Linked DNA regions of Homo sapiens: region 2 is linked to region 1. A link is an interaction called in ENCODE POLR2A ChIA-PET data of the cell type or tissue named here. Cell type or tissue: CD4-positive, alpha-beta T cell. All regions are shown on one strand. Links, peaks and the distances in the headings refer to the core of each region. The heading gives the core; the rest is flanking DNA.

What was found. ChIA-PET counts read pairs that join two places held together with the same protein. Peaks named below come from ENCODE experiments on the same cell type or tissue, not always from the same donor. Only the 100,000 strongest peaks of a DNase experiment are listed, where the experiment ranks them.
Region 2: POLR2A ChIA-PET joins it to region 1 with 5 read pairs; 19 of 35 experiments call an interaction of 5 or more read pairs at or near these places.

What each region holds. Positions count from the first base shown.
Region 1 is chr12:53,234,051-53,239,418 of GRCh38, forward strand. No RefSeq gene overlaps it. Among named protein-coding and RNA genes, the nearest start is that of RARG, 4.5 kb to the left of the region's middle. In CD4-positive, alpha-beta T cell, for the core only: no CTCF peak of the experiment used is centred there; DNase peaks (open chromatin) are centred at 391, 1,961 and 2,611; H3K27ac peaks cover 3,234 bases.
Region 2 is chr12:53,170,770-53,176,137 of GRCh38, forward strand. CSAD (cysteine sulfinic acid decarboxylase) reads right to left here. Exons shown (of 17, transcript NM_001244705.2): 3 at 2,959-3,001; 4 at 2,576-2,707; 5 at 1,753-1,879; 6 at 1,577-1,667; 7 at 1,113-1,219; 8 at 557-672. The coding sequence starts at 2,701. Among named protein-coding and RNA genes, the nearest start is that of ZNF740, 7.3 kb to the right of the region's middle. RefSeq lists enhancers at 744-1,243, 4,110-5,045. In CD4-positive, alpha-beta T cell, for the core only: a CTCF peak has its summit at 4,296; a DNase peak (open chromatin) is centred at 4,367.

The DNA of each region.
Region 1 (5,368 bases), core at 265-5,264:
TTGGCCAGGCATTCTGACACAGAACCAGGCACCACCCGTGACACTCTCCTCTCCCTGCTGAGTATCATCTCTCTGAACTCTTCCCTTCTCCTTCTGTAGAGGGGCTTAGGGTTGGTCCCAAAGATCTACAGCTGGAGCTCTGAGACAGTGCATCTAGGTAGCAAATGGGGCCAGGGAAGCCTAAATCGGGGGACAAAACACTTGGGGTAGCCTCTGAAAACAGAGGGAGTCAGAATTCCAACTGTCTCTGCCCTCCCTTTGTCTTGGTTTGTCTGTCTGTCTGCCCGGGTCTTTGTCTCTGGTGGGCGTTTGTCTATCCATCCGTCTTGGTAACTGTAGCTCCTCCCTTCTGGCGGCCTCCTCGTCCCCAGCCGACGACAGCAGCCAAGCAGCGATGCCCAGGAAGACCCGCCCTATGCCGGCCCCTCCCCTTGGGATTGCCACTGCTTCCACCCCCGCCCCCTCTACCGCCCCTCCCCAGGACCCAGTGACTGGGGTCTGTTCACTGCAGCAGTTTGGAAGTCAAACCAAACAGCAGCAGCAGATTGGGGGACAGGGAAGAGGGGCATTGTGAGGGCTTCAGATTCTTCTCCCCACCCTCCACTCCCCAGCTTGCAACAGAGCCAGCTTTCTGTCCAGAGATTCCAGGAGGAGGCTTGGGAAGAGGGCTTCCCACTCTGGAAACTGGTGGAGGGGGCTCCCCTCATTCCTCTTTCCCTTGGGTCATCCCTATTTCTAGGCTTTGCTCTGTTTGTGGCTGCTCTACTTTGTCACCCTGGCAACTTGGAGAAATGATATCTTGGGGGCCCTAGTACCAGGCTTTGTTTGCTCCCCTCATCCCAGAGCAAAGACCAAAAGGAGAGATTATGAGGAGAGGAAAAGGATGCAGATATCTGTCCCACCTGTCCTGAAAGTCATGGGGAAATGACTTATTCAGTGCCCTGATGCTGGGGGGGCGGACAGTGGTGAGGATGAAAATTGCCCCACCCTAATTTTCACCCTCACCCCCTCCCAACCCTCCGGCATCAGGACACTGAATAGGTCATTTCCCCATGCCCAAATCTGGTGGTGTGGGGGATGTCCTATGCCATGCTCAGAGGTGTCTGGCAGATGACTATAGGGGGTGGTGGGGGAGCTGTGTTGCAGCCCCCAAAGACATCATTAAGGCATGGAAGTGCTGTCAGGGCTTGGGGACCAGGGCACCCAGGGAGAGCGTGATGAAAACATGTTTTGTACAACACGTGTCCTCTCTTTTCCCTTCCTCCTCTCCTCTCCCACCTCCTCCCCCTAGGCAAGCTCTGTGCCAGTGCTGGTGCCAGCCCTGCCTCTGGTGCTTGCTCCACTCCATCCCTTGTACTAGGCCTATTCTGCTGCTTGCCAGCTCGTTGACTCTCCTGGTGAGGGAGTTTGTGTGTAGAAGGTCCTTACCAGCCCCAGTGCTGCCCAGATCCCCACATAGAATAAGGACTTAATTTTGAAGCTCAGGATTTTAGGATTAGCCTAAACACCTCTGGGAATTTCTTCCCTGAACAGGCACCATGCATTAATTCAACAAATCTTTATTAGGCATCCACTATGTGATAAGCACTGTGCTAGGTTCTGGGAATACCCAGGTATGGTCCCTGGCAAGTTCACAGTCGGATGGAGTCAGTTGTTAACCAAATAATCCACAAAACTGCAACTAGAATAATCAGTGTGGAGAGGCATGAGGGACCATGAGAATGGAGCAGAGGAGTATTCTCCGCCAAGGAGATCAGGAAAGTCTTCGGAGAAAAAATGAGGGAGATTAGAGAGAAGGAAGGGCAGTGAAATATATGTGCTGCTCAAGAGTATGTGCAAAGGCCCTGGAATTGATGTCCTGGCCCTCAGCCAGTCTGCTCCCCCTGCCCCCAAAAAAGAGGGGCCTTCCATTCCTGTGACGTGCTTGGATTTCAATATGCCAAAAGGGAGGGATGGTAAGTACCTCCTTGTGGTCATAGCAGGACGCTGAGATACCTGAATGCATTCATTTCCTCCAGAAAGGGAAACAGAGACAGAGAGGGAAGACGACTCACAGGCTGAGACTTGAGATTATACTATGGAAAACAAGGCCCCATGCTGGCAAATCCTCCAGGGTGAGGGATTCCTGCATTTGCCCAGCTGGAGCCTCACCAGACAGAAGGCCTTCTCCTCTGAGCCTGCTCTACCATGCCCCCACTCCCCCGATCCAGCCCTGACCTGTCCCACTCCCTGGAGCTAGCACGTCTGCCTCCACAGTTGCCTGGAGTGTGTGTGAGGCGAGTGCTACAGGTGTCTGCCAGCCAGTGTGTGGGTGGATGTAGCTGTCTGTTTTGCACAGAATCTCCATCCAGGGGATACGGGGTTCTCTTTCCCCTGTCCACTGGAGAGCTTCCAATTCCTCCTACCCAGACACAAAAGTTCCAAGTCTCTTCCTTTTGAAAAGGAATTGGGGGCCCCTTGAAAGAGGGAGCAGACCTCTTTGTGACTGTGCCTCCTCTAGAGCCAGCAAAGAGGTCATGGAACCAATGGGGTTAAGTCCCAGCCCTGCTGTGACCCACTTTCCTCCCTGTGCCCACATCCCCTGGGGCCAGAGTGTTGGGTGGGGCCAGCCTGGCACCCCCACACCCACACCTGGGACTTCCCCTGGATGGAAACTCCCAGAACCCAGGCATCCTGCTTCCCCTGCCAACTCCCACCAACTGCCTGGGTTCTATTCAGCTTCAGTTAGATCTCCCTGTCTGCCAGCCTTTGACCAAACTACATCTGTGCTCCAGCCCACCCTTTGGTGTCTGGCTGCCCCTTCTGGTGGACTCCTTTGAAGAAAAGATGTGGAGCTGGGGGAGGGGGCTGTGGAGAAGCCATCTTTTATTGAGCACCTACTATGTGCCATGTATTGTGCTAGACATGTACATTATCTCATCCCCACTTAACAGAGCAGGGAGTAAGAACTGGAGAGGTTAAGTGACTTGCTCAATATTGCACAGCTAGGAAGTGGCACAGCTAAGAGGAGAACCCAGATCTTGGTGGTCCTGAGCTCTCTTCACTATAGCAGCGTTCTTCCACTTCTCTTGCAGCTGCCCACCTCTCTATGGGATGAGAGACTTGAGAAATTCAATTTAATCCAATTCAGCAAACACTGAGTATCTGCTATGTGCCAGGTACTGACAGGTACCAGAAATAAAGAGATCACTGTCCTCGAGGTCTGGTGAGAAAGACGAGCATTTGGAAGTGCTCTAACATCAGCATAATGACCTGAACAAGGTGGCACGGAGCTGAGAAAGAAGCGGTACTTTTATTTCCTCCTTCTGTACAGAGTATATAAATATATTATGAACAGTATACAGAATAAATGGAATAAAGTCAATACCTACTTCATTGCCATCCAGGTCAAAAACTGGAGTATTTCCTATACTTCAGAAGTTCCCCATGCATCCCTTTCACAATTCCCTCAGTCTCCTAAAAACGAACTACAATCCTGACGTTTGTAATAATCGTAAACACAGAAATTACTTGTTTTTCTTTATAGTTTTAGCACCTGTGTATGCCTTCATAAACAATACTGCTCAACTTTGCCTGTTTTTGAAGTTTCTATAAATGGAATGATACTCTATTACTTTTTGCTTCCTACTTATTTTGTTCAACTTGTGAACTATATCCAAGTTGTTACACATAGCTGTCTTCCTATTATTGCATAGTATTCATTGCATGGATATACCACAAGTTATTTTTTTCATTCTACTGTTGGTGAATGTTTGAGTTGTTTTTAGTTTGGACTGTTATAAACAATGTAGCCATGAACATTCTTGTACATGTTTCCCAGTACACAGATGCAGGAGTTTTTCTAGGATATAGAACTAAGAGTTAAACTGTATATACAGGTTCAATTTTATCAGATAGCACCAAATAGATTTCCAAAGTGGCTGTATCAATTATATAAGAAGCAGAACATTTTTTTTCTTTTTTCTTTTTCTTTTTCTTTTTTTTTCCTTTTAGAGAGAGTCTTACTCTGTTGCCAGGGCTGGAGTGCAGTGGTGTGATCTCGGCTCACTGCAAACTCCGCCTCCCGGGTTCAAGCGATTCTCCTGCCTCAGCCTCCCAAGCAGCTGGGATTACAGGTGCCTGCCACTACACCCAGCTAATTTTTTGTATTTTTAGTAGAGACGGGGTTTCACCATGTTGGCCAGGCTGGTCTCGAACTCCTGACCTCGTGATTCACCCACCTTGGCCTCCCAAAGTGCTGGGATTACAGGCATTAGCCACCGTGCCCGGACTTTTTTCTTTTTCTTTTTTGTGAGACAGAGTCTCGCTCTTGTTGCCCAGGCTGGAGTGCAATGGCGCCATCTCGGCTCACTGCAACCTCTGCCTCCCAGGTTCAAGTGATTCGGCCTCAGCCTCCTGAGTAGCTGGGATTACAAGCACCCGCCACCACACCCAGCTAATTTTTGTATTTTTAGTACAGACAGGGGTTTCACCATGTTGGTCAGGCTGGTCTTGAACTCCTGACCTCAGGTGATTTAACTGTAACCGCCTCGGCCTCCCAAAGTGCTGGGATTACAGGCGTGAGCCACTGTGCCCGGCCAAGAAGCAGAACATTCTTTTATTTATTTATTTATTTATTTTTGAGACAGAGTCTTGCTCTGTTGCCCAGGCTGGAGTGCAGTGGCACGATCTCGGCTCACTACAACCTCCACCTCCTGGGTTCACACCATTCTCCTGCCTCAGCCTCCTGAGTAGCTGGGACTACAGGAACCCACCATCACGCCCGGCTAATTTTTTTGTATTTTTAGTAGAGACGGGGTTTCACCGTGTTAGCCAGGATGGTCTCGATCTCCTGACCTTGTGATCTGCCCACCTCAGCCTCCCAAAGCGCTGGGATTACAGGCGTGAGCCATCACGCCTGGCCGAAGCAGAACATTCTAACCAGGAGCAGGCGCAGGGCCAAAAAGACCCACACAATTTCTTGCATAAAACCCTCAGAGGTTTTCCATTTATCTTATTTTTATTTTTTATTATTTATTTATTTTCGAGACAGAGTCTCACTTTGTCACCCACGCAGGAGTGCAGAGGTCCAAACACAGCTCACTGCAGCCTTGACCTCCCAGACTCAAGTGATCCTCCTGCTTAAGCCCCCCAAGTAGCTGGGACTACAAGCATGCGCCATCACGCCCAACTAATTTTTTGTATTTTTTGTAGAGACGGAGGTTTTGCCATGTTGGCCAGGCTGGTTTTGAACTTCTGAGCTCAACCTATCTGCTCACCTTAGCCTCCCAAAGCACTAGGATTACAGGCGTGAGCCACCATGCCAGCCTTTATTTTTAGTTTTAGTATTATCTTTTTTTTTTTTTTTTTTTTTTTTTTTTTTGAGACA
Region 2 (5,368 bases), core at 77-5,076, 63 kb before region 1:
GAGTGCAGTGGTGTCATCTCGGCTCACTGCAACTTCCGCCTCCCAGGTTCAAGCAATTCTCGTGCCTCAGCCTCCTAAGCAGCTGGGACTACAGGTGCCCACCACCATGCCTGGCTAATTTTTTGTATTTTAGTAAAGAGGGGGTTTCACTATGTTTCCCAGGGTGGTATCAAACTCCTGAGCTCAGGCAATCCACCCACCTCAGCCTCTCAAAGTGCTGGGATTACAGGCGTGAGTCACCGTGCCCGGCCAGATTCTGCATTTCTAACAAGCCCCAGGTCATACCAATGCTGCTGGTCCACAGACCACACTCTTGAGTAGGAAGAGTATGGACTGTGTCCACTGCACTCACGGCCCCTCCTCTGCCCCCAAACAGAAGGCAATGTGAACAGGAGCAGTTACTTGACCTCCTTGATTGGAAGGAAGCACATCCGCCTGGGGGCAGGCTGGCCTTGGAGGATGTAGGGAGGGCAGGGAGAAGACCTGGAAGGTCTCTACTTAGCTGGCTGGAGATTAGAATCAGGAGCCCAGGGTTGGGCCTGTGCCTCTTCCCCACCTCCTTCGATGTGAATAGGGCCAGGGGCGGCAGTGTGCGGAGGCCCCTCTGCTTGCAATCCGGGTAGCGCTGATAGCGGGCCAGATTTACAGCATACATGTTGGAGATGGAGCCACCTGTCACAGGGAGGGGGCGGTGGCAAGAGGAAGGAGCAGTGGGTCAAGACTGGAGCTTGCCTCCCTTCCCTTTCTACCAGAAGAGCTCATCAAAGAAGCAGGTATGACTGGCTCCCAGGCCACAATTCTCAGGATCATACCATCCCAGAATGGATCCAGGATCAGCAGATCCTCTTGACCACACCTCTCCACATCTGGGGCTGCCCCCAAGAGACAGCCCCCGTCCGGAGATAGCAGGAACTAGACCACTGACCCCAGGGAATGGTGACAAACATGAGCATGAAGGGACCAGGCAGCCGCCTCCCTGGCCTGGCCTGGGTCCAGCTGGAGAGGAATCAAAGAGGAATCATCCCTCCCTGCCAGACACTAGAGCAAGAGAACGGTGGGGGAGGAGGAACTCATAAAAAGGGCAAAGAAAGGTCCTCCTCCTTCTCACAAACCAGGGCAGAAGATTCCGTCCCCAGAGCTCCAGCCCACCAGGGCCCGCAGTTTCCTCAGCACCTCCTCTTCCATGAGCACAAACACGGGGGCGATTTCATATGTGTACCTGCCAGGAGAGAGAACGACGAGAAAGGAGAGATGGGGAGGGACTGCCCAGACAGGCCCTTAAACTGCACAGGAGTCACAAAAAGGAGGCAGTGAAGAGTGAGCAAAGCAACAGTCCAAGGAGAAGAACGAGTTGGTGACAGAACCAGGGAAGCAAGAAAGAGAAAACAGGGGTCAGGAGGCCTGAGAAAGTTTGGAGAAAGTGGGTCCAAAGGATATGAGGAAAAACTCTCTGCCGACAGGGATTCCCAGAAGCAGTAGAGAGAGGGCAGAACCATTCTCCTCCCCTACCCCTCAGGCACCTCTCTAGCAAACCTAAATCCTTTGTGGGATGGTAGAGGGGCCTTGGGATGCTCACTGGCTGGTGTTGAGGCTCTCAGTGATAATGCGCCCGGCCAGAGCATGGGGATCCAACCCAGAGAAGAGCTGGTTGAAGAACCGAGGGTGACCTGGAGAAGGAGAGTAAGCCAGGGAGCTCAGAGTAGAGCTCAGGGCAAACTCCCAAGTCTCCTCCTCACAGAAGCCAGGGCCCACCAGTCTTGACACTGTAGCGAATCACAGCCCGACACCGCTCCAGGATCTGCTTCTGTGACTCGCCCTGGCTCCGCAGCTCCAAATCCAGCAGCTGCTTCAGCTCCTCAGGCTCCTTCCACTCACAGACCTAGGAAGAGAGCCGGGGATGCTGGGGGCCTGGGATGCCTGTGGACTGGCTGTCAAACCACACCTCCACAGACACGAGACACGGCCAACCTGCACTAAAAACAACTTCGGGATATTTCCAAAGCAAAACTCTGAAAATGAACAAGAGTAGTGAACACAGTAAGACCCAGAATGTAAATCCCTGAGGTACCCAGGGGGGCAGGGATGAATTCTGGGGAGAAATCTTATCAAAGGAGGAAAGTTCTGAGCCAGATTTGGAAAGAGAAAGAGAAGGCTTGGGCCAGGCGTGGTAGCTCACGCCTGTAACCTCAGCACTTTGGGAGGCCGAGGCAGGCAGATTACCTGAGGTCAGGAGTTCGAGAGCAGCCTGGCTAACATGGTGAAACCCCGTCTCTACTAAAAATACAAAAATTAGCCGGGCGTGGTGGCACATGCCTGTAATCCCAGCTACTCGGGAGGCTGAGGCAGGAGAGCTGCTTGAGCCCGGGAGACGGAGGTTGCAGTGAGCCAAGATTGTGCCACTGCACTCCAGCCTGGCCGATAGAGCGAGACTCTGTCAAGAAAGAAAGGAAGAAAGGAAAAAAGGAAGGAAGAAAGAAGGAAGGAAGGGGGGGGGAGAAAGAAAAGAAAGGAAAAAAGAAAAGAGAAAAGAAAAGAAAGAAAGCTTGATGGGAAGGAGGAGGAAGAAAGGACTCACCTTCTGGGAGACACTGGTTCCTTTCTGAATGGCCTCATCCACAACAACCCCAAACACGGCCCGGAGCAAGGCTTCCACAGCCACTGGGTCCCCAGCAAGGGAGGGGAGTGCTTCTGAGTCAGCCATCAGGATCTGTGGCAGAGCAGAGTCATTCCCTACTCAGCCTGTCAACCCTTCCCGGACCTACCCAGCAGGAGCCTCCTCTCCCAAACGGGCCTGAGGCCCAAACCCTGCAGCTCAGTCTCGGCCTCCAGTGCACAGACAAGGGCAAGTGAGAGTGCCCAGGGAGAAAACCAGTGGGAACAGGTGGGAGAGAAAAGGCAGTCAGTGCTGAGCAAGTGGACTCTAGTGGCCATTTCCACCTAAGGCAGAGACAAGCTTACCTCTCTGCTCAGGAGAGCCGGAGGCAGGGTGCACAGGTAGCTCCTCAGGACAGCAGGACCAAGATGGCAGAGGAAGTGGGGTGAAAAGTGTACAATTAAGTGTTTTTTTCATAAATTCACAAAGTTGTTGCAACCATCATCACTATCTAACGCCAGAACATTTTCATCACCCAAAAAAAAACCTCAGTAGCAGTCATTTCCCATTCTCCCCTTCCCCGACCCCTGGCAACTACTAATCTACTTTGTTTCTGTAGATTTGTCTAGTCTGGCCATTTCATGTAAAACGGGTCATACAGGCCAGGCGCAGTGGGTCACGCCTGTAATCCCAGCACTTTGGGAGGCCGAGGCGGGCGGATCACGAGGTCAGGAGATCGAGACCATCCTGGCTAACACGGTGAAACCCCGTCTCTACTAAAAATACAAAAAATTAGCCGGGTGTGGTGGCGGGCCCCTGTAGTCCCAGCTAGCTACTCTGGAGGCTGAGGCAGGAGAATGGCGTGAACCCGGGAGGCAGAGCTTGCAGTGAGCAGAGATCGCGCCACTGCACCCCAGCCTAGGCGACAGAGCGAGACTCCATCTCAAAAAAAAAAAAAAGAAAAAAAGAAAATACTGAAAAAGAAGGAAAAAGACTTCAAAATATTCATTTGTGGCTATTTCTGGGTGTTGTTATGGATGATTTTTAAGTTTATTATTTATACACATCTATATTTTTATAACTTTATACAATCATTTCACATTGCTTATGGAATTAAAATAACGGTTCTTTTTAAACAATATAAAAATTGTCCGCGTGTGGTGGCTCACACCTGTAATCCCAGCACTTTGGGATGCTGAGGTGGGTGGATCACCTGAGGTCAGGGGTTTGAGACCAGCCTGGCCAACATGGCGAAACCTCATTTCTACTAAAAAATACACAATTAGCCGGGCGTGGTGGCGGGTGCCTGTAATCCCAGCTACTCAGGAGGCTGAGGCAGGATCCACCTGAACCTGTGAGGCGGAGGTTGCACTGAGCCAAGATGGTACCACTGCACTCCAGCCTGGGCGACAGAGTGGGACTCCATTTCAAAAATATATATATATATGGAGGAATTAAGGGGGTACAAGAATTCTAAAATATACAAATCATCAGGCTCAAGGAATGTCCCTTGCACATCATGTGGTTTCCCAACTCCTCAATCCACTGTTATCAAAGGTCTAATGGAAGGCAAAGGGAGCCACACACTGCTCATCTCTATTACGCAACCCCTCAACCCCCGCTGGCTCTCAGGGAAGGGAATGGGTTCAGTTTGTTCAGCAAACATTGACTGAGTGTTGTCTACTTCTGAGCGCCTGGCTGGCATTACCCTAGGTGCTGCATCTGCCCTGTGGGCTCCAGCTAACAGGCTGGCAAGAGAGACCTGCATGTAAAATAAAGGGAAATTGCCACAAGAGGGAGTTGAGAGGTCACCATGGAAAGGCAGGAAAGTTCAACTGGCCCAGGACAGGCTTCAAGGACAAAACACTAAGGCTCTCCTTAAGGCAATAGAGAGCTGGTGCAGGAAAAGACTCAGCAGGAGTCATTGCAATGCTATTTGAATAAGTGATGGAGTGGGCCTGAGGGAAGAGGGAGTTAGGGAAGGTCACACAGGAGGAGGCCTGCCTGGGGACAAAGGGATCTAGGCAATTGTCTCCTGAAGCGCTCTCAGCCAGGTTTATGGTTAGAAAGCTAAAGTACTCTGTGCTATCTCCCAATCAACAAACCCTAGTGGCTCCACACCCACATTAATAAAGGCACAAACTCTCCTATGTATACAATCTTTTCTCTGCTTCTAGACTGTACTCTCCTGGGTGGAGAGAACTAAGTCTTTTCCTTCATTAAGTAAACTAATAGAAAACAGGGACCCCTCAAATGTTAGTTTCCATCTTCTTGATTGTCCTCTCCCCTCCCCCAGGGACTTGCACAGAGGCATTACATAAACATTTGTTAAATCAATCAATGATTTGCAGGTACTGGAAAAAATGCTGCATTCTACTTACATTTGATTTGCATCAACCAAGAATCTGTAGTAATGATAATAGATTTGCAAAGGGTGTTTTTCCTTCTCATTTATTATCTTATTTGACCTTCACAATAGTATTAGAAATTAGCCTAAATAGGTATTTATTCATTCTTGTTTTCAAGATGAGGATTCTTAGCTGAAAGAAGGTGAACTAATTGTCCAAAATTACAAAGGTGACATGGGAACAAGCCTAGATCACTGACTTTCTGACTTTAGGCTACCTCTTCCACTGCATCACAGGTCCGTGTGGCATTTCTCACTATTTCTCATCATTGACAAAAATTAACTGCAGCTAAGATAAAGACAGAAACTGAAAATATACAACCATAAGAATACAAGAAGGGGGGGTGAGGGGCGGGCACAGTGGCTCA